Linked DNA regions of Mus musculus: regions 2 and 3 are each linked to region 1. The links are chromatin loops, found by intact Hi-C in ENCODE. Cell type or tissue: left cerebral cortex. All regions are shown on one strand. Links, peaks and the distances in the headings refer to the core of each region. The heading gives the core; the rest is flanking DNA.

Region 1 (7,854 bases), core at 897-5,896:
TGTAATCAAAGAGTCACTTATCTCAGTATTAAACTTCATCAATAACAAATACATCTTAGGGAAAGGGAGATAGGTGTCTATCACCCACCATGCAGTTCTATCTCCAGGCCTAAGGTATCTCCAGGGAAGATAAAGTAGAAAGAATAAAGCTAGTTAAAATGAGTTATCCTAGGAATAAGGCCATACAAGACCTATTCCCGAGACTGGCAGTCTAAGGGGCTCTATCCTTGACAGAGGAGACAGGTCAGACCCCAGAGAACGGAAAAGAAGTGAGTCTGGAACCTCCCTTAGCAGTCTTCTCTCTGTTATCTCCAACATGCCACGAGCTGGCCCTAACCCAATCTCAGGAGGTTGGGAAGGAAGAGCATCAACCAAACGTGGAAAGAAACAAGAGCCAGGGATCCCCTCTTGCTGCAACCTAGGACTTGGAGGAGCTTTAAAGGGAACTGCACAGAAGGAAACCGAAGACTTTCTAAAAGGGCTTAACTGATCCATTTGAAGTTATAACGTGGGATACAATATACTAGATATATCTCAATATGTGAATGCTTTGGCTTCAGTCCCCAAAGTACAGAATTTCTGTAAAACCTGACATCTGGAAGCCTAAAACAGCAAGGTTTCTGGAAGTAAGAGAATCTTGATAGTTGGCATAGCAGACACTTCTAGAATTCAAGTTCGACATCCTAGTAAGATGGACCCACAGACCTCAAAGCACAGTTTCTGGACCTTCGTCGCTGGGACCCTATAGGAAAACCCTCTACCTCTGCCCTTACACACACACTGCCTTACACACGCACTGTATGTGTGCCTTACACACACACTGCCTAAACCTGGGGTTGAACCAGACCTCTGGGTGGTTCTGAGAGGCACTGAAGTTTCAGAAGCAGTCCTCTAGAATATCCATCCATGTTCATCTGTGCTCTATAAAAATTCTCCTTACTTGTCTCTAGAGGGTCTAACAAGAGATTTTAGAAGGTGTGTGTGTGTGTGTGTGTGTGTGTGTGTGTGTGTGTATGTGTGTGTGTGTGTGTGTATGTGTGTGTGTGTGTGTGTGCATGCGCACGTGCGTGTGCATGTTTGTGTGTATAAAATTTTTTCCTAAGGTTTGGTATGTGCCTCTCATTTAAAAAGCATCAAGTGAGAGATTCCTCAATGCTGGCTGCCTACTGGACTTCTTCAGGGAATCTGAAACCATTCTGGTGGCTCTGATTGGTATATAGGCAAGTTGAAATACATGCAGTCTAGCCTCAGCAGTAGGAGGTGCCTATGTTCTCCAGGATATTCTAAAATCCTGCTAAGGTCATTGGAGCCTGCATAAGAAACAGATTGTAAAAGCATCCTTCATTCTCTCTTTAGGAAAGCAAGGTGTGGAGGTTTAGATTGACAGTTTTCACTTCCTAAGTCTCCAGGTCTGCAGGCATGTTGGTGATAGCTTCAGTTCTAACTCCCTAGGGAAAAAAACCATTTGTCTTTAGAGCCCTGTAACCCACTCAGCACTCAGATACTAGCTTTCCTTCACATTGCTGGAACTGTAACATAACGAGCACATTTGAATATAGCATTGGTGTCTCACAAGGCAACATGCACACCTTCCCGCGGTTAAGTCACGGGAACACACGGGAGCAGTTGAATAAGAGCTATTCTGTCCCTGAGCTTCTAACTAGCATTCAGTTCTCAGTTCCCATTTCACTACCCAGGCCAGACTATCAGGCTTAGATCTCAAGGAAGAATTGAGAGTTTTATTATTGCTATGTTTTTAGATGCTGCAAAGGTAAATATGTCCAGTCCCAGAGATTTAGTTTGCCCAAGGAGATTGTTCTAATAACACCCCGGTCAAGCGGAACCATCTGAAGAGATTCTGGCATCTGTGAAAACCTCCTGCTGAATTCATTCCTTGAAGACATTCATTTCAGGAAGTTATTTCCAATTTGGCATATAACAGCCATGCAAGTCGATGAGGATTTAGAATCCCTGCTCCCTACGGAGGACATCTTATTTAAAGCACATCCCTGACAAAGCAATATCAAGGGGACACAACTGGAAATCTCTTCAAGAGGTGTAATTTCTCCAGGAGCAGATTTAGCAAGTACAGCAGCTACCAGAACAGCAATCTGCTTCCTGAAATTCATCTAAACTTTCACCAGTCTGCTTTGCTGGGACTGCCTTCATTCAAAGTCCAACCATGGAGACAGAGCTTAGCAAAGGACTTATTTATCTCGCCACACTTTAGCAACTTTAATCATACTTTAGTCTCAATGCTATTACTAATGTTCACAGTATCAATGAATTCTCTCTCTCTCTCTCTTTCTCTCTCTCTCTCTCTCTCCCTCTCTCTCTCTCTCTTTCCCTCTCAAAAAATTCAAACAAAGGGTGTGGCCCTATGTTTTGGTCCCTTCAAGCATCTACATCAAAATACCTTTACTGGATAATTTATAACAACATAGATGTATTGCTCACAAATCTGGAGGGTGAAGTGTCCTTGGGTCAAGGTACCAACATATGCAGTAATACTATTCTGGGTGCCCCATTGTCATGACCTAATCACCATCTAGATGCTACTCCTTCTAACGATGCAGGTTTAGGGTGAAGCTTCTACATGTGAATTTGGCGAACACTAATATTTAGATCAAAAGAGCACACATCTCTAATGCCATTGCAAATCAGACCAACAGTAATGACATTAACTATTTTTTTTTATTAAGAATCTGGAAATGTATTTAAAATGGACCTTCTTACTCTACAAGGCCAACTGCAAAGAGAAGGATCTCTGAAAAGCCAGCTTAGTCATAGAACTAGAATTAATTTAGGCTTTAAATAGTGACTGAGTTTTCTATTTTTCTTCCTCATTTTTTCTCAACTGGGACCATGTGGAACACTCTGTTAGAAGGTCCCTCTGGCTTTGTCAGGTCACTGGAACAAGGGAAGGCTGCATCTCACAGTCAGTTTGGTTGGATGGTACTCCTTTTGTGTGTAACTATAACAGTTGGGTGCGATTAGCATTTGAGCAGCAGCATAGAATTACAGGAGGAACCTGGACTTTGGAGGTGGGTTGCCTGAGTTTAGAGGCTGGCTTTGCCACTTAACTTTGTGATTCTCAGCAATTAGTAACTTAACATCTACAAGTCTTGGTTTCCTCAAATGGACCTGAAATGACATGCATCTCAGACTTGCTTGGTAGACCACTTACTCCTATTAATTATAGGCACAATAACAAACATACATACGCATATGCACAATATGAACACATCCAGCCTTATTTTGGTCATAGAAGCAACTTTTCTTTTAGATTGTACATTCCTCTTTCTTCCTCTTTCTTTTTCTTTCTTCCCTAAAGACTGGCGTACTTATACCAAGAAGAGAAGCCATACTTGTTCCTTTTCCCTGTTTATTATTCCTGTTGGTTGTTTTATTTTGTCTTTTGGTTTTGTTTGAACTTTTGTTTGTTTGCTTTTGTCTTGTTTTATTTTTTGAGTCAGAGTCTCACTATGTAGCTCTGGCTGCCCTGGAACTCACTATATAGACCAGGATGGCCCCAAACTCACAGAGGTCTGCCTGCCACTGTCTCCCAAGTGCTGGGAATAAAGGCATGTGCCATTATACTAGGTCTCCTACTGCTGGGATTGCAGATGTGAGCCTCATGGACCGACTCCCCCATTTTATTTTTAAATAAAGCTACAAGCTAAAGGGAGGGGGTTAGAAAGCTTGGGCTTAGAAACTGAAGAAACTAAAACTAGAATTTAGGCCACCTTGGTAGGTGGTGCAGGTGATCTTGAGGGCTCTGGGGACTGCCCTTCCAGTGCTGGGACCTCTTGATGGAGATAAAGGAGGGGTCTTATGGTCATAGATGGCAGATCGAAAAGTGAGTTCAAGGTTAGCCTACCTCTACTAATGAAGGGCTCTCAGGAACTTGAAGCTAGAGTATTCTCTAACCCACTACTTACTCTCAATACGGAAATTCCAGAGCCATCCTGTAGAGGGAACCAGAGAGCTTTCTTTTTTCTTTGCTGCACCTAAAGGGCCATTTTACCCCAGAGCAGGGAGCCTGACAAGCAGAGGCTCTGAGTCAGACCCAATGTTTCATATATGTAAAATATTAATGTGTATATTGTATACATACTATATGCATGTTATATGTAAGATATTATAATATATAATAAAATATGTAATATTTACACTTAGGATGTCAAGGCTTTAAATGTACTTGACTAAATTTGAGCATTGTGGGGTGGTGATTCCTTCTCAACAGCCATTTTTAGCTAATGCCTTCTCAACCATCTATTCATGGAAGGTTTTTTTGTCCTTGCTGTTTTGTCTTATTTTTGTGTTTGTTTGTTTGTTTGGTTGGTTGGTTTTTCAAGACAGGGTTTATTTATATGGCTCTGGCCATCTTGGAACTCACTCTGTAGACCAGGCTGGCTCAGATGTCTGAGAGATCTGCTTGCCTCTGCCTCCTGAGTTCTGGGACTAAAGACTTGTGCCTCTAACATCTGGATAGAAAGGTTTTTGAGTTTTTTGGGAAATTATTGTTTTTTATATTTTAATATTACTTTTAATTGTGTGTGTGTGTGTCTGTCTGTCTGTGTGTCTGTCTGTCTGTGTGTCTGTGTGCTTGGACACTTGCCTTCCCAACCATGTGCAAACACCAGAGGACAACTTGTGTAAGTCATTTTGCTCTCTCCACCAATGAGTCCTGGCTTGCTGACAAGCATCTCCACCCACTGAGCCCTCTTGGTGATCCCAGGAGAACTATCTAATTCTTTAAAAGATAGACTTACTGCTAAGTTTCAAACCTGTGCAAATGGCCGAGATGCTTATCAACATGTCAAAGCAGACCCTTGCCTCCGGGTTCTCCCAGCATCCCTCAGTCCTAACCTGTTACAGGGAATGGCTGGGGTATCCCACCCAAGACCCTGGACTCTTCCCTATATAATCCAGGCATTTTGGTTTGGTTACCTGTCACTTTTGTACCTTTGGCCTCCTGGCTGCTGTATCAAGTTCCCCCTTTCCTGTCTCCCTTCCTCTCCTCTCCCCACACAGAACAGAGTCATGTCTACTCTGGGCTCTCCCAGACGTGTCTGTCTCTGACTATGCTCTCCCACATAGCTATAATAAACTTTCTCCTCTGCCATGCTAGGAGCAATCATGCCCTTTCCTTTCCTTTCCTTTTTATTTCATTTTTTCATTCAATTTCTTAAAAATCAATTCAAACTTTTGTTAAGCTCCTTTGTATGTAGAAGTGTCCTCCATGGAGAGGTGGAAAGCCATGGTGCTAACACATCATGAATACACACTAGCATTGTGAGCAGATAGAACTTTCTAGAATGATGAAATGCTTTATGTATACAATTTAGAACATAGGAACCACCATTTAAAGGGACTATTAAGTTATTGACATGTAGGTAACACTGATGAAGAACTGAGTCTTAATTTTATCTAATTTCAAATCTACAATGACACCTGTCCTACCTGCATTTTTTATGATTTTTAAAAATTTTTAACTTTTGTTACCTTAACAAGATCTAGAATCATTTGGGAAGAGAAACTCTCAGCGGAGAAAAAACATGGAAACATGGCTCCATAAGATTGACCTATAGGCAAGCATGTCAGGTTTTACACACACACACATATGGGAGGCCCATCCTTGGGTTGTATGAGAAAGCAGGCTGAACAAGCAAGGAGGAATACGCTGGCAGGCAGCACTCCTCCACGCTTGGCCTCTGCTTTAGTTTTTACCTGGACTCAACCTTGCTGAATCTGGTGGGAAAAGAAGCTATGAGTCAAGGACTAGGAGGGTTATAGACATGGAAGCAGCAAGGCATGGCTCTTTGCCTAGAGTGTTACAGAGCCTCAGGAAAAGAGCCAGATCCTCCCTCCCTCCCTCCCTCTCCCTCTTTCTTTCCTTCTCTCCCTCCCTCCCTTGCTCTCTTTTCCTCCCTCTTCCTCCTTCTCCACCCCAGTGTGTGTGTGTGTGTGTGTATGTGTGTGTGTGTGTAAATGTGTGAGTATGTATGCATTTGTGTATAACCATGTGTGGACGGCAGAGAACAACCTCTGGTATCATTCTGCAGTTGCTATTGCCATGTTTTTTAATATAGAGTCTTTCGTTGGCTTAAAACCAGCCAAACTGGCAAGCCTGGCTGCCCACTGAGGCCCAGGGATCTACCTTGCCTCCCCATTGCTGGAATTATAACCACACTCTACCATACCCAGACTTATATGTGGGTGATAGGGACTGAAGTCAGGTCTCCATGCTTATGAGGAAAGCATTTTCACTAAGGGAGCAATCTTCCCAGCTCTTGAAGATACTTTTATTTTACCCTAGCCAGACCCAAGTTGGACTTCCAGGCTAAAAAATTATGAGATGAGGCACAGAGGCTGTGTTGAGGCACAACATTGTGGTGATAGGTTTCTATGTCAGTAGAAAACAACTACAAGCATCTATTATGGTGGTGAGGCTGACATGAGCCTAAGAAAAAGACTTTCTATCTTCCATTGGTTCAGACTATTCTGTGAAGTGCAGTCCTCTCCCCTCAGGGAGTGAGCTTCCTTTTCCATGGCAAGCTCTGCCCTCCACTACCAACCTCATCTGGGGCTCAGTGTTCCACAGAATTTTCTGTATCCCTGATACATAACACACACACACACACACACACACACACACACACACACACACACACACATACATATACACACACAAGCATATGCTACTCTCACTCCTCTGACCACTACCCCTCACCCCCATGCTTTCTGCTGTGCTTGGCAATTCTGAACTTAATTATATAGTAGGCAATGTTACCTACTGCCATTTCATGTCTGTTTATCTTGTTTCCAAAATAAGATTGAACCTTAGTCTCAAACAGGAACTATGTTGTGTCCTATTTTAACCTGTTGTTCTTGTTTTCTAGAATGTACACACACACACACACACACACACACACACACACACACACACACACACAAAGGATACAAAGTCATATTTTTAAGTAGATAGCCTCAATTTCGTTGTTGTTTTCCTCTATGACTGGCCACTAGCTCATTTTTCTATTTCATACTAGAGTGTTCTGTTTTCTAGTGAAATTTGTTGAAGGTGTTAAGGTCTACTGTTGGACCTAGAATGGATAAGTTCCATTCATTGGAGGCCCCAGTCACGCTCCTCATTCTGTCAGAGAGAGAATATGGGTAAAATCTGTTTAAAAACATGGCACAGCTAACAAAGAGGGAGGCTGTTTCTGTGATACTCACAAGCCAGTGCTAAGCACATAATACCTGCTCAATAAAAATTGGTTAGGCAGGGCTGTAACTGTGACTCGGGAGGGAAGCACTTGTCCAGCATAGACAAGGCCCAGGGTTTCAACTCTATCACTAAGATAATAAAAGGCACATCAGGCAACTGGTCAGTGAGTAAGCTTCTCCTATTCCATTCCTCTAACCACAGGAGATGACTTTCTACACAAACATCTACATGCACAAAGGTGGCATGGCTGACCGCGCATGGGGGTAGAGTTTCTAAAAGAACAGACAGATAAACGTGTTGTTCGTAGCTCAAAATAAAATCCTCCTCTCATTTCAGGGTGCACTTATTTTAGTGGTTGGGGTGAGGATTTTTGTGAAGGGATGAGCCCATGTGTGAGAATGGGAATTAAAACAAGCAGAGCTTTGCCGTCTGCAGACATAGATGCCGTCCCATCCTGCTGCCTTTTGTGGGGTCCCATCCTGCTCTATATGATTCTTTGGTACTTTAAAGTATGGAGGAAAAGTTAGAGAAAGAGGCTGGGATAGCTATTGCCCTGCTAGCAAAGTTTTCACTATGTTCTTAGTATGTAGCTTCCACACTAGAGCCCAGTTGTAACCCTA
Region 2 (7,854 bases), core at 1,488-6,487, 300 kb after region 1:
ACAGCTCTAAGAGGTTGATGCTATGCCAAATTATATTTAACAGTTGAAGAAAAGGTTCAGAGAGGTTAAAAACTTTGTCTAAAGTCACCGAGTGAGCCTAATTTTAGAAACTAGACTCTTTCCACAGCAGTGTGCTCTGTATGTACAGCTTTGGGGGTGGGGGGAGCAGGATCTGGGAGCTTCCTGCTTTCCCATTCTGGGGAAAATCTCAGGGGTGGGCTTTATTCTCCAGAACTATACGAATCCAGTGGACAGTGGTCCAGCAAACATTTTGAAGGCACCTTTACCATACCAAGAACCCCACTTGTCATAAGGATGCTACACACAGACATCCTTTATTTATGACAGGGCCATGGCTCAGTAAAGCCATCAGAAGATAAAAAATATTATATGCAAAAATGCCACATAATATATATAAGCTGCCAAGCAGTGGGGCTTATCATAGCCAGATTTCAGCTACCCAGAACACACACATCCACTCACGCTTGGGCAGAATCATCTAAAATGTAGCCAGTTTTCTAGTAACTGCTGGCTATCTAATGTGCAGGGAACACCGCACACGAATCTAAGCCCAGAGTGGACACACACTATTAATATAGATAAAAGCGCACTGGGTCTGGAGAGTGCTGGACTTAAATCAGTTACTGGACATTGAGATAATCACAGTACAGATGATTGAGTCGCCTCAGGGCCACACCAAGAGCTATGGCTCATGGCTGCTGCCTGGCACCATGGGGCAGATTCATGCCATATATCACTCATTGGGAAAAGATAAAACTTTGAAGTACAGTGATTGCTGAATGCAGATCATTTTCACAGCATCCTAAGCTAGGTGTCCAGACAACACACTAACTTATAAATGTTCCCTGACTAGGTATTACCCTGAACCTCTTTGTAACTCCAGCACCTGCTAGAGAGCCAAGGCCACAGCAGGGACCCATACGATGAAATGTCAGTTGCAGTAAGTACTCCCCTTGGAAACTCACCCCTCTGGATGTAAGCAATGATTGCAGAAAAACTGGCTACCACCCTCAAGTGACCTCAGCCCTTCACCCCAAACTCTTAATAATACTGCTCCTCGGCTTTGTGGGCTAGCTTGTAGGGTTCCACATCCCCTTGGATATAATTGCAAGTAGGGAGGGAGCTTGAGTAACCTGGTTGCTGGGTGACCCAAAGGATTGGCCTGGGAGACCCCCCCTGAAGAGCTCCTGGAGCTCCTCTCTGACAATGCAAGTGTTCACACCTTCACTTACTAGGTCACCTTGAGTGGGGCTGCCGCGCTGTTCTGTGGCCCAGTTTCCCCCTTGGATAGCACAGTGAGATCTGCCCCCCACGGTGTGCTATTATTACCTGGCACGCCAAGGAATCAGGCCAGCACCACAATAAGGCCACCCCGCCCTCCAAGATTCTTCAAAACTCTGCTCCTTGAGGCAGGACAACAAGGCCATGTAGGAGAGTTTCTCCAATATGCCAAGAGCCATGGGGCAGAGAAGGGAACTGCACAGTGACATAGAAGGCATCATTCCTGGACACAGAACCATGACAAGAGGGACCACAGGACAAAAGACAATAAAGAGTGGGACTCACCCTGGAAATACAGGATTACAACCCATACATACACATACTAACACCATCCCCACTGGTAGAGAGTGTAATTTTAGTAGCCACACAGCCCAGCAAAGCACTTCTCAAGCAGTTATTTTGAGAAATGCTATTAGCCACCGGGTTATTTTTAAGGCCCCTCGTGTGACAGGCATTTATGACATAAACAGCAGCTGAAAGGCAGTTAACCCATAGCTCTGGATTCTTCCAGGGGCCAAGGGCTAGTACCTCAGAATAATCCCAAGCCCCATTTAGATGGAGGGAAAAAGCAACCACCTCACGTGGCTCACCACCTCTGTCATCCTGGTGGCTCCTGCTCTGCTCTGCAGCGATGGGCTGCCGAAACAGCTCTGATCCATGACAGTCAGGTTGCTAATGACAACTCTCAGGACCTGCTCATAGGTCAAAATCCATACAACAATCCCTCCTGGCCTCTACTCAGACTCTGCTCCTAGAACACCAGCCTTTGGCTCTCCATTTTCTCTCATATAAGAAACCCTTCACAGAGAATGCCCGGCCGTCTTCCCACCTCTCAGAACTCAGTTCCCACTGAGCTCCACTCCCCTCATAAAACATCTGTGCCTGTTAGCCAATGCTATGGCATCCTATTGTCCAATATGGTAACTGCAGAGAGCAGCAATGAACTGTTCCAGATATCTAAGCTATGGGCTGTTGAATGCCCCTCAATGAGGAAGTGGCCGATGTTTAAGATGATGTGTATGCTAATCACCTCCATCTGATCAGCATAAAGACCTTATGTGTATTAAACACCACATTGTGTCCTGAAGGATGAAGAATTGTCATGTACAATAAAATAAAATGTCTGCTTTAATAGTCTGGGTCATCTGATAGCTTTTATTATTTAAGTGTTTTGTTTTTCAAGACAGGGGTTCTCCATGTGGCCCTGGCTGTCCTGGAACTCTCCATGTAGACCAGGCTGGCCTCAAACTCAGAGACCCACCTGCCTCTGCCTCCCAAATGCTGGGATTAATGGAGCATAGCAACCACCACTGACCTGCCTTAACTTTTAGCTGTGTGAAGCTAGTTCTATAGAAACTCCTGCCAGATACTGAGTGCTTAACACAGGCCAGGCATCACTTAAAATCCTTTACAAAACTCAATGAATTCCCCCAGGGAATTTAAGAATGAGGAAACTGGGCCATTCTATATGGAGCTTCCTTGCAGGCTGGTCTCTATGCAAGACCAGGTAGCAAGGCCACTAAAGTCACAAATTCAGAGAAGGATTGCCTGGGTTAAAACCCAGTTCTCCACCTCAGGTAAGTTTCTCACAGCCAATTTGTCCTTTGTCTTTTTCTGGGCTCCCACACAGAGTGGATACACAAACCCTGACAAAACCTCTTTGCCAGCACCTGGCACACAGCAGTAAAGGTGAGGCACCGGTGTGTTTTGAGAACGACTAATTGGTCACCTACAATGTAGCAGGCAAGATACTGAAGCATCCCACATGCATTATCTTATTTGATGCTCGAAAGTCCTTGTAGAAATTTACAGAGCAATCAAGCTTAGAGAAGCAAAATCGTTCACCTAAGGTCAATGCTAGACAGTGGAAACTTGAACCAAACAGTTGGGACACAAGTCTGAGTTTATTAACCCAAATTCTCTGCTGCTTGTCTTTGCAAACTCATCAGCTCTTCAGATTCCCCGCTGCTCCTGGCACTGAGCTGGGTCCTTTAAACATACTTAACAACTGTTTCTGGCAAGGCTGGCTGACTACAGAGACTGACTGTGGGCTAAAGACCTCCAGCCCCTTCCAGGAAACCCTTGGCCCATCATCTCTCTCTACACTTCTCAAAAGAAGCAGGTCTCATTCTTAAAATACAGAAGCAATGTGGCAGGACACTTAGAAAGGCATCACTGCCATTCAGTATGACAACAAAGTACCACAGAGATCCAAGGCCCAAAGGTCAGAAATCCGGTTCCAGCCAGCCAAGGCAGCACCATAGTATGAAGGAGCAGCCCAGCCTGATAGGCATGGGACGTGAGCTGGAGGCAGCACGAAGGGGGGAGGAAAGTCCAACTGAGCCATGCATGTGAGTGAGTTACATGTGTAGTTCAATTTTAGGCACTGGGCAGATTTGTAAAGCTCAACACCCTCCTACAGTTGCCTACAAAAAGCCAAAAGTTTAACACCATACCAATCAATCAACATAGGTGTGCTGGAAGGGGAGTGTGCCCAACCCAGAGCAGAGAGGCCAAGAGCTGAGGGAAGAGAGTCATGCCTGACCCCAGTGGCTTACGATCTTGGCCAAGGAAAAGACCAGCACCACTGGGAACATTCATTGCAGGGATCAGCAAACTCCGATGTGATTAGGCCATTTAATTTAACATTTTCCTGCTAACCTATTACACGCCAGGGAGCTCCTGTGTATCCCAAAGCCTGTGATACCTTCTCTGGGCAGTGCCAGTAAACACCTGGCACAGTTCTGCTGCAGATGGTGGAGGAAGACAGCCCCCAAGCAAATGCTCCTCTCCTACTCACAGAGGAGCCTGGCCATCTAAGAGTGCAGACATCAACTAGAGCAGCTAACGTTCCAAAATGACAAGCACAGGCTAGGGAGATGGCTCAGAGGGTAAGGTGCACGCTGTCTAAGCATGGGGACCAGTGTGCAGATCCCCAACATCTATATAAACGCCTCACAGGAGTGGCAGCCTATAATCCCAGCCCTTGACAAGCAGAGACAAGGAATCCTTGGAGCAGGCTGGCTCTAGACCAGCCAAACCAGTGACCTATGGGTTCAGCAAGAGAGCCCACCTCAGCAAATAAAGCAAATGGGGAAGTCAACTGACTGATGTGAACTTCTGATCCTCACATTCATATACACTGCACACACTCATGCAAGCATCCCTAAAGACAAGTATACCCTCATACACAGTCACACACACACACACACACACACACACACACACACACACACACACACACAAGAAAATAAAGATAAAAGAGAACCACAACTCCAGACTGGGGGGTGCTGTCAGATAAGGCATTCAAGGCAGAGGTTTACAGTGCTAAAGACTCATCACATTGTGCTTGACTTTGAAAGGCACCCTCTGCTCAATCTGGGTATCTTCTCAAAAACAAAGTCACAGATTTCATTATCCAGTGCCTTTTCCGGGCCTTAAGTTGAGCAGGATAGGCTACTGAGGAAGGCTCTGCAAAAGGGTGGTCCTGATGCCTGCTGGGCTTGACACTCATATTCCTGTCTGTCTTGGGCACCCTCAATGCCACATCCTCGTGACCCCATCTAAGGAAGTTGGGAAGGAGCTGCTCAGAGAAAAACATAGGAAGGAAGGTCTGCAGCCTTCAGGAAGGCCACAAATTGTGTGCTCTGCCTACAGAAGCTGCCTAGAGTCCTGGTAGCTCAGAGAGCACTTTCCCACATAGCTAAGCAGCCTTGTCATTTCCAAACAGTTCAGGGCCTGGATCATACAGATCTTCTGATACCAATAGATGTGGATTTCTTCTTGCAAGCTTGGTATGTTCATTTGTAAGGGTTCTGTCAATAAGTATGCACACAGGGTAGTTTAAATCTCAGACATACTGTCTCTCACTTCTGCTGCTCCATGGTCCAAGATTAAGGTGTCCGATTCTTCAGGACCTGGTGGGTACCCAAGGGCTGGACATGGCACACATTTTTGTGACTTTCTCTTTTTGATATGGACCAATAAGCATATTAGCTAGCAAGTATTCATAACCTCTCAGCTTCTGCATTCTAGAAAGATCTATGATAGATGAGAAAGCTAAGCTTCCATGTATCTACATCTAGAATGTTCCTCTGAGAAACCTCCAAGGAAAGCAGTTGCCCAGTGAAGACAGAAAGCCTGAAATACCCCTAAGACGCTGGAAACCTGTGCCATCCATGTGCCCCAAACATAAAAGAAAAAGCATGATGTTTGAATAAAGAAGATGAAGGCTACCTTGGTCATCCTTTCTGACTAAGAAAGAACAGAGCTGCCCAGATAAGTAAGACCTGCCAAAGGAGGTAAACCAGGCTAGGGGAGAGAAGTAGTCATAGCAAGAGTCCTCTTGCCCTTGTGGATCCAAGTGTGTGTGAGGGGGGGTGTCGGGGGTGTCTGGGTGTATCTGGAAGTGTGTGTGTGTATATATGTATATATATATATGCATATACATATATATATGCATGTGTGTGGATGTATCTGTGTCTTTCTGCATATCTATCTCTCTGTGTCTCTCTGTCTCTGTCTCTTTGTCTCTGGCTGTCTCTGTTTCTGTCTCCCCCCATATGTGTGTGTACATATGTGTTTGAATGTATGTATGGGTGTGTGTGGATTCATCTGTGTATCTCTGTGTGTATATATGTGTGTGTGTATGTATGTCCAGATATATCTGTGTGTCTGCCAGTATGTATCTCTCTCTCTCTCTCTCTCTCTCTCTCTGTGTGTGTATGTGTGTGTGTGTGTGTGTGTGTGTGTGTATGTGTATAGCAAAACTGGGAAGCCCCAAGAATCACATGGCTGGTATATCAGAAGAACACTGGCTGAGGATAAGGGGCCTGTCCCTGACACAGCAGGTGGCAGCTCCAGGAAGGAGGACAAGTTTGAGCACAGTTTGTACCTGGCATGGTGGCCAAGTCAAACAGCAAGCCAGAGGAAAACAGTTGGCACTCAGAGCAGTGGCTTTACCAAGTCAGAAAAGTGTTGTGAGGTTGAGCTCCCACTGGAATTACAGATGGCTCTGGCTCTCTGGGGTGGCCTCACAGGTGGCTGAACCACGTGAGATGCCTTCCTTAACCAGTGATCTGGTGGCAGAACCACACAGTGTTCTCCTGAAATGAGGTGAACAGCAAAGAGGTCCAGGAGAGTCAGCCTTCCCTGACTGTGGGCAAACCATGACGGTGTTCATGATGGAAGCCACAAAAAGCAGCCATCAATCCTCTAAAGACATTTGTAAACATCCAAGCAGAGAACACAGAACTCAAAGAAAGGATTGGAACAGGATGACTGCTTCGTTGGTCACCCAGAGGTCACCCTGTCATCTCAGCAGGACTGCTTTAAGGAGGCTAGCTTTGACTACACAGTGAGTTCTGGGATAGCCTGGACTACAGAGTCAAAAATCAAACAGGGAAGGGAGAGATGGCTCAGTGGCTAAGAGCTCTCATTGTTCTCATAGAGGACCTGAGTTCAGCTCCCAGAACCCATATTTGGCTGCTCAAAACCAAATGTAACTCCAACTCCAAGGGGATCTGAAACTCTGTTCTGACTTCCATACACACACATACACAGACACGACACACATACCTACACATAAGTAAGTATAAGTCTAGAAAAACAAAAGAATGACTTCAGAGAACCCTCTTATGGTCACAGCCAGAGCACAGGCTCTACCTGCCTCTTGGTGCCTGGATGGGGCAGTGTAAGGCGAGGCCTCTCAGCACACATTTTTCAATCCATAGTGAGCACAACCAAGTCACATGACTCTTAGCCTCACTCTACCAACTCAAGAAGGAACATACAGCAGGTAAGAAACCCAGCACAGGGTTCAGCAAAGGACTCAAGCGTTGAGTCCCCTGTCAGTAGCCAAAGCCAGGGCTGCTTGCTCCTGAAACCTGATACACAAATACTCCCGAGAGGAAGGAGGGGAATTCTGAGAGAGGCAGACCACTGAGAAAGCTGGATTCCAGATCATACTCAACAGACTTAGACAGCCAGACCATTATAAACCGAACTAAGTGGGGGGAACGAAAACAAACAAAACAAAACCAGAAAACCACTTTTCAGACCATAGGGTAGACCTGGCTGTGAAGGTCAAGGAACAGCCATACAATTAAGCAGATGTGTCTGCTGACTCCATGGTGGCGTTCCACAGCACCCAAGCAGAAGATGTCAGTTAACCTTTGAAAGGAAGAAAGATCAGTTTGAGTCTGACTAATTCACAAAATACAGCTGTGGAGCCACACACTGTTGTAAACCTTAGAAGAAATGAAATGTAGAGGCTGAGGGTCTGACTCAGTGGCAGGGGGTTAGCTTCACCTGGAGGGGGTCCATCCCTAGCAGTGCCACAAAAGCAGAGGAAAGAGCAATGAATCAGAGCAATTGTTCCAGAATGTTCCATAGGTGGTAAGTGTTCTATATGCACAGCTAAGACACTGATCAGACCTAAGTGTCCACAGAACAAAACCTTAGCCATGAGCCTGAAGTTTCATTAAGCTTAAATAACTCTCAAATCACAAATAACAATGAACACGAAAGCTAAGACTTAGGAGAAGATGAGAT
Region 3 (7,854 bases), core at 1,488-6,487, 420 kb after region 1:
TTAAATGGCTTATGCAGACTGCCTGAACAGTTCCCCAGCTCGCTACAATCTAGGACCAGACTGAACCCCAAAATTCTGTGGCCAAATGACCAGTGCACACTGATACAATCCAGGGTGGTGGAGAGAAGCAATAGCATGAAAACCCTCAGCAAAGAACCATGCTCCAATCAGGGGTGGAGTGGTGAGGTTTGCTGTGTGCCTGTTTCACTCTCCTACTATCTGAGACAGGCTATGGCTACCTAGTCCAAGCTGACTTAAAACTCACAATCCTCCTGCCACTGTCTTTGAGTACAGGAATTACAGGCACAGGCCACCACACCTAGCATAAATATTCTTTGTTCCTCCCTTCTTCTCCCCAAATGTTTATAATCCTTTAAAAAAAATGATGATGATAATAATAATAATAATAATGATGATGATGAAGTCATTAGCTATGTGTTATTTGGAGACCAGAGGCACAAATGAACAGAGACCCTGAGATATATGTCCACAGTCTTGGGTTCCTTTGACCAAAAAACCACGGTGCAGACCTGGAGAACAAATATATAAAATTCCAGGCTCCTGCCGAAACATGTCCCCTCAGGAATGTCAGATGCTGAGAAGATACCTTCTCCGGAACTCCAGCTCCTAGTAAGCCACACTGGACCCGGATTAGGGTCAGGGTGGGCAAAGAGGCTTGAGGGTGGGCAGAAGATTCTGTGGAAAGGCAGCAGAGGATTGCTTACGGAGCCTGGCAAGTCACAAGTGTTCTAAACTTGAGCTGAATTCTTTATTCTGTACCGAGTCTTAACAAAACTACTGAATACTTGGAAAGCAAAGAGGAGATGAATAACTGCAAAACAAATGCAGAGCCCAGAAGGTAGAAAGGGAAGCACCTAAAAATTCTCTTTTACCATTGTTAGGTACAGGGAGTTGAGTATACGCACAATTTAATCCAACGAATCAAGAGGCAGATATTAAGAAAACTGGGCACGATTCTAAAGGAACTCACAGTACCAAAAAGAGCTTGATGCTATTCTGTTTTGACCTTCAATCTTTCCAATCAACCACAATCATCTTTTACTCCAGGGTCTGCATTGAAACTCTCAACTGTGTGCACTCCACTAGTCTTAAAGCTAAAATATATGTAGAGGAATAGGTACGGATTGTTGTTTTGTTTTTTTTTTAATTGTTGTTACACAAAACCTTTTTTCTGAGAAAACTGGCAAAAGCTATTCTGGTCATTATTTAGAAAGGGGATTCTTTATGTAAATTCCTTAAGAGACATTTCATGACACACACTATACCAGCACAGGGTACCCCCTAGAGTAAAAAGATGCTAGACGCTCCGCTTAAAACCTTAGAAAGACAAAAAGGACTCATTATGACCAAATTTGTTCACTTTCTGAAAACAGAAAGTAGTTTTTTTAAAAAGCCAACCCAAGTCACTTCCATATAGAAAGTAACTGAGATGCGTGCAACTAAAGATAGTCACCAAGTCTCAGTATGAGAGGGAGACACTCCCAGGACAAGCTGAAGATGCAGGAGAAAGAATGGGTGAATGTGATTCTATGATCAGACAGAGACCATCTCTGGGTCTGGCTATAGGAACCTTGCTTAATCTGAGGGCTTCTCTGGAAGGCCATCGGTCTTTCTCCTTGAAAAGGAAGGGGGAACCTCCATCCTCAAGAAGGGGACTCTAAACAAAGCTCACCTGTCACCATTGGAGGCTTTCAGAGCAATGCCAAGAGGAAGCAAAGAAGGAAGGGTGGTTTTTTTCTTTTTCCTCCCTTATTCCAACACACCAGTATTTTCCAAAACACAAATGTGCTGCCACAAAACACAGCTGAGCCCAGCACCTACGGTGATGTATAATTAATGACAGAGAGTGCTTCGGTTGCCCTTGGGTTTCATAGCCTTCCCCCTTAGCCTAACTCTTCTCTTTAGCAGCTGTACGCTGCTACAAGTTGCTGAGCCCTGTGACTTCTCAAGGGGGTCCCGGATGAACTTTTCTAGAGCAGGTGTGAACATTTGGGGACCAAGATGAGTGTCTTGCACAATCCCCCTAGAGATATCCTCTGTCCAAAAGTATGGGTGCTATTCTGTCCTCTTGGATGAGAATTTCTCTAAAAGACTGCACCCAGTTCAGCTCCTCTTTTTTCCCAGTTCTTTCTTTTATTCATTCTGTAGTTCTCGCTCAAACATTGCCCACCCCCGGTCCACCGCCCCCCAGCAAGTGCTAGGTGGTGGGCAGGGACCCCTCTAGGGAGATGGCCACAGCCCAGGAGTAAAGCCTAGCAACCACACATCTGAGATGTGAGTCCTAACACTGTGGGCGACTCTGCCAGGAATAGCTTAAGACGACTTCTAGCCACATCAAGTGCCAAAAGGGGGCTTAGTGAAGCAGAGGTCCCTTGGACTCTTAGGAGTGCAGCCCTGGTGCTACAGATTGGAGCTGCTGGCTGTATTTGTGGGGATCCAAAGTTGATGGCCTGGGAGGGGAGTGTAGAGGTGGCAAAAGTACTTGGGGTAGGGTAATGTTCCACAAAGAAAATGTAAGGGATGGAGTGGGCGGTGACATCAGACTTGCAACCATGCCACTTTTAGAAAGTGACTCTCCATAGATTGACCCCATTCTAGGATGGGTCTTCCCAACTTTTTATTGATCCGTGGGCCCCCACTTTCTCCATGATTTCCCCCCCAGAATTCCCAGATGCAAAAGATTTTCTCCCTAGCTCAAAGGATTCCCCCTTCTTTGGGACCCCAGGAACTGATTTCCTCAACAACAACAACAACAACAACAACAACAAAAGTATGAGCTGATCTGTCCCAACTAGTCCACCGTGAGGAGTCTGGCCGCAGCCAGTGAGTGGTGTCCCGCACGCACCCAGGGTCTTTCAGCTTCCTGTGTCCCTGCAAGGTTCCTTCTCCACACTCCGCAACAACGTGCCCAAGAGACACATGTCCCCCCAACCCGGGTCCGGCCATAGTCACCAATAGCCCTACAATAAACAGAGAACTAAAGCGGGGGTCTGCGTCCTGGAGCGCACCTGCTGGGGTCAACTCCTCACCCCTGGCGCACAATCCGAGGGCACAAGGAGAGGGGAGGGAAGGGCAAGCGGCGGGGACAAGGCTGGCAGGGACAGCAGGAGGCAAGACACAGTGCGGAGCTAAGAGGTGGGCTGCGGGGGACGCCGAGAAACGGCTGGGATGGCGCAGGGGCGGGCGCCCGGGGCGCGCGTTACCTTCGTCTTGCCCCCGCAGTGGCAGCAAACGGTCCACAGGTACTTGAGCGTCCGCCAGAGCAAGATGATGAAGAGGCCCCCGAAGAAAGTCACCATGGAGGAGGCCAAGAAAGCCCACCACATGCGTTGGCCCCGGCTGTCGCACGGCACCTCCATGGTCACCGGTATGATGAGCGCATCCATCTTGGGCTCGTGGACCGAGGACGAGGAGGAAGAGGAGGAGGAAGAAGAAGAAGAGGAGGAGGAAGAGGAGGAGGAGGACGCGTCTAGGCTGAGATGGTTCGCGTGGATATTGCTGCTCATTCTAAGACCGCTGCCTCCGCCGCCGCCGCCGCCGCCGCCGCTGCTGCCGCCGCCGCCGCCGCCACCGTTTGCCATAGCTAGCAATGGGCGGCAGGCGCAGGGGCTCGAGGGAGCTCCTCCCGCCGCCAGCGCCACCCCGAACACCCATCAACAGCCATGTTGCTGCTACTGCTGCCGCTGCCGCCGCCGCCGCGGAGCGCCGGGAGGGGGGCGGGGAGGCGCCTGGGCTCGGGGCGCTGTGCGCGACCTGGCAGGGTGTGCGGAGATATATACAGCCAAGCGCCGCCGCCCGCCCTCCCCCGGGCTGCCGGCCGGCCCGGGGGGGGGAGGGGATGAGGGAGGGTGGCTCCCACTCCCCGACCCCGGCCCCGATCGCCCCCGGGGCTGCGCGGAGCACCGAGAGCCCAGGGGGCGCCGCGGGCGGTCCGCGCCCGGGGTCTGTGCCTCCCGAAGCTCCGTGAGCGCGATCCCGCGTACCCTCGGCGCCGCCCGGCCCGCCTGGCGTGCGCCACGCGTGTGCGCTGCGCCCGGGCCCGGGGTCTCCCGCCCGTCCCCGCACAGCTCTCTCGGGTGATGAGGCGACAGCTCCTTAGGATCGGAGAATCCGCGCCCTCCCGACCGGGCGTGCCCGCGCCACCCTTCCTCCCCGGGGCTGCGCTCCGCTCCTGGATCGCCGCCTCCTGTGCTCGCGGGGCCGCGGCAGGTTGGTTGCGGCGGTCTGCCCTGCCTCCGCGGCCAGCTAGCCGATGCTCTGCGGGACCCCTTCGGGCCGGGTCTCTGTGACCCTGAGCTTCCTCGGCCTCCGCTCGCTTCTTCCTCCTTGCCTCCTCGGGCTCCTCCTCGTCCCCGTTCTCGCAGCCCGAGCCTCTTCGGCGCGCGCCCCGCGCGCCCCGCAGCCGCCAGCAGTGGCAGCTGCAGCAACTGGAGCGGGCGCGGGCTCAAACAGCCCGAAGCGGGAGGGGAGGAGGCTTACCGGGCTAACTCGCCTCGGCTTGGGGCTGTGTAGGGGCAGCAGGTCATTTGGCAGTGGTGGGGCATGCGGCCCCCCATCTTCCAGGATGTAGAGTATAGCGCCACCAGCCTAGAGGTAGGACTTTGCAGGTGTTGCGCCCCTCTAGGCTCAGCAGGGTACCAGAAGGGGAAACCACCAGGTGTCTGGGGTAGGCCGGTTTTCCCAAAGGGGCCCCTAATAGGGAGAGGAGTGGCTGGTTGTCAGCTAGATTCAGTGGACTTATTGCCCCTAGATTCTAAGGCTTGGAGACTAAGGAAGACCCTAGCCAGTACAGTACACCTGCTGACAGAGAGTTCACTCTTTCGTTTCCAAGATGCCACGTTGTGAGTTGCTGATGAACAACTGGGGCATCTGGAAGTCTGTTGGTAGTCTGTGACCTCTGACAGCTGCAGGTGGGTTTGTTGGTTGTTGTTGTTTGTTTGTTTGTTGTTTCCTTATTAAGCAAAGATGACAGCAGCCTGGTGGTTGGTGTGGAACAAACTGGGTAGAAAAGGAGGTTTCTTAAAGGGCTGCTTCCTAGTTCTTTAGACTCGTGTGGGAAGGGCAAATGGATGACGGGTACTCTGCATTCAGGCTTGCCTTTCTACATTTCTGGTCTCCCGTTTCTCCCCTTTAAAGGGAAGGAGTCCAGGATTGTTCAGCAGCCCCTGTCCCCCGCCCCACCCCCAGTCCCCCTATCGTTGCACACAGAAACTTCCTCCCTCTGGACACTTCTCCAGGCTGGCAGCTGGACCACAACTTTTTCCTGTGCTAATTAAAACCAAGATGATCACTCTCCCCTCACTGCCCACAGTGATTTCCCCAAAGTTTCCAGCTCATTAGTTATAGTCTAATTGGAATTCTCAGGTTCCTTTCAAGACTCTTCATATGGTAAACTGGCCCAAAGGAGCCTCCTTACCTGAACAAGCTGTCTCGACCTAAATCATTGGTCAGCCACACCCTGGCCCTAGGATACAGAGGGCCAAAGAAGGCCAAGCCTGGCAGACACTGAAAATATGTGAGTCTCAAATTGGTTGGTACATTCCTTGGGCTCAGTATACATATCCATTAGAAAAGACTTAAGGTCAAAATCACCTCCCCCATAAAATAGTACACAACAGAAGGCCAGCAAAATGGCTCTGCTGGTAAAGGTACTTGTCTCCAAACCTGACCCCCTGCGCCTGATCCCTGAAATTCACAGAGTCAAAGGAATAAGCTAACTCCTGTTAACCATTCTCTCATGTCCATGTGCATGCTATGGGGCACACTCACATTTACACACACAGAAAGGGGGGTGCTAAAGAAGAGAGCAATAAATGGTGTTTTCTAGAAGCAGAAATTGCCTCAGTCTCCCCTTCAGCATCATCCATCCTTCTGCACTCAGAGGGCTGCAACACAATCCCCATGCATTCAATGGCCCTGGCGCTTTTCCAACATCCTGGGGTAGTTGAACTTTGAAAGGCTGGGGAGAGGTGCAAGAGGCTGCGGTACTGAGATTCCTTTATTGGCCTTCTCACCAGCTGGGTCTGTGCCTTGACACAAGCCTGAGGGACTTTCCTTAAGTCCAAGAATTAACATTTAAAACTCATAACATTCATAGCATAAGTCAGCAAAGGACAGGTACTGTCCTGCCCCACCATGGGTCATCGAGCCTTCAGAATGTATTCCCATAGGAGCAAAACTTGAACCTTTGCAGCCAGTGGTACCCTCTAGGTTCTTCCTACCTAATATCTACAACCTAGATCCCCCTGAAAACTATTATCATGATGACTTAACAAGATGCTAGTGGCTGCTGTGCCTTCTGTCCTCTCACATTTGAAGTCCCCACACCATTACCATTATCATCATCATCATTTAAAGGGCTCCAGAAGTCCCATAAGACACCTACTCCAGCCACCACTCTGTCTGCTCTCGCACCACCCCTAACTTTGCTGACTGAAGCTTTCAGCATCTCCAGTGTTGTCCAAAACCATGACTTGATCAGAATTCATCAGAGACCTTCAGGGTCAATATTATTGCCTGTTCCTGTGTGAACTCAGGGTACTCAGGATATAGGCACAGAATGAGAGTATTCCCAACTACCAGAAGTAGATATCATCAGGCCTTTGCCCATCTCTGACCAGCCTTTTAAGAAGAGGCTCTCCCCCTAGACACAGAGGAACCTCACATTCAAAAGGAACCTTGGACATCACAGGCTTGTGCTGTTCATTCCGAGAGCTACAACAAAAACAGAAACCAGAGGCAAGAGAGAGAACTTGGTGAGAAAAATGCTTGAGTTCAGATCTCTAGCACCCACATAAAATCAAGGCATAGTGATATGCTCTGATGCTGGGAGGTAGAAAGAAATACAGATACCAGGGGAGTTTCAGGATGAATAGCAAAGCCAAAAAACAAAACAAAACAAACAAACAAACAAACAAACAAAATTAAACCAGGAGGGGTAAGCTCCAAATTGAGCCTTCCTCAATTAAGGTAGAAAGCTGACTAAGTAAAACATCTGGCATCAACCTATGCCCTCCAAGCACTGTGCATTAGACCCACACACCACAACACACACACACACACACACACACACACACCACACACACACACTCCATAAACTGGACAAACTGGGACCAGATCAGATCTTCTGGCCCCGGGTTTTGCTCATAGAGTGCAATCCGTGGGAAGAGCAGCAATTAGGGGCCCCTGCCTCCACTTTACTGCTCTGTACACCCACACAGCCCCTCAGAAAGACAGTTGGAGCAGGACCACACAGCTGCAGGAATCTCTGAGCTCTTCTGTCTGTAGCCTTTATCCCAGAGGGCCACATACCAGGCTGTGGCCAAGCTCCAGAGGAACAGAACCCATCCAGCTTGCACAGGATCTGTCACCCATGCCTACTGATTGTCTTTTTACTCTTTCATTAGCCTGGAAAATGGGAAGATCTAGAAGTATCTACAAATAACCCCAGAGCATCATCTCTACCTTCTGTAGGCGTGTCTACAGATTGGGTATCTAGAAGGATTGTACAAGAAATAAAAGCAGGAGAAATAAAAGTAGAAACTTATAGTGAGGCCATTCATTTGCCTGTAAATACATTTAATAGCTTCCCAGACTCTTCAGCAAATGCACATGTGTCTATGGTCACCTTCAGAGCAAGCCTGGGTTTTCAAATCTGTTACCTATTCTAAGCTGGGTATTCCCCCATGGGACTTAAAAGAAGTACATGAGAGGAAGACCACAAGCACACAAACTAAAAAAACAAAAATGAAGTCCAGGGAGACTGAAAGGCTGTCTACGCAGATGTCAGCAGTGTCACAGTGTCACTGAGCTTCACCTTTCTCCAGCCCCAGC

The links. A loop is a pair of places that touch in the nucleus more often than their neighbours do. Peaks named below come from ENCODE experiments on the same cell type or tissue, not always from the same donor. Only the 100,000 strongest peaks of a DNase experiment are listed, where the experiment ranks them.
Region 2: a loop joins it to region 1, with 2.5 times the contacts of the local background. A loop is called at or near these places in 2 of 42 quality-filtered maps.
Region 3: a loop joins it to region 1, with 5 times the contacts of the local background. A loop is called at or near these places in 29 of 42 quality-filtered maps.

The regions. Positions count from the first base shown.
Region 1 is chr14:23,579,440-23,587,293 of GRCm38, forward strand. The region is part of intron 5 of Kcnma1 (potassium large conductance calcium-activated channel, subfamily M, alpha member 1); the gene reads right to left. Among named protein-coding and RNA genes, the nearest start is that of Gm51422, 67 kb to the right of the region's middle. In left cerebral cortex, for the core only: a CTCF peak has its summit at 3,971 (motif pointing right); DNase peaks (open chromatin) are centred at 1,475, 2,031, 2,867 and 3,982; H3K27ac peaks cover 1,250 bases.
Region 2 is chr14:23,875,978-23,883,831 of GRCm38, forward strand. The region is part of intron 1 of Kcnma1 (potassium large conductance calcium-activated channel, subfamily M, alpha member 1); the gene reads right to left. Among named protein-coding and RNA genes, the nearest start is that of Kcnma1, 120 kb to the right of the region's middle. In left cerebral cortex, for the core only: no CTCF peak of the experiment used is centred there; a DNase peak (open chromatin) is centred at 3,673.
Region 3 is chr14:24,000,524-24,008,377 of GRCm38, forward strand. It overlaps Kcnma1 (potassium large conductance calcium-activated channel, subfamily M, alpha member 1), which reads right to left and starts at 3,682. Exons shown (of 28, transcript NM_001253364.1): 1 at 3,225-3,682. The coding sequence starts at 3,602. It overlaps 4930519K11Rik (RIKEN cDNA 4930519K11 gene), which reads left to right and starts at 4,468. Exons shown (of 3, transcript NR_131107.1): 1 at 4,468-4,614; 2 at 4,772-4,931; 3 at 5,158-5,314. In left cerebral cortex, for the core only: CTCF peaks have their summits at 3,697, 4,601 and 5,231; DNase peaks (open chromatin) are centred at 2,275, 3,270, 3,646, 4,194 and 2 more places; H3K4me3 peaks cover 3,664 bases; H3K27ac peaks cover 3,520 bases.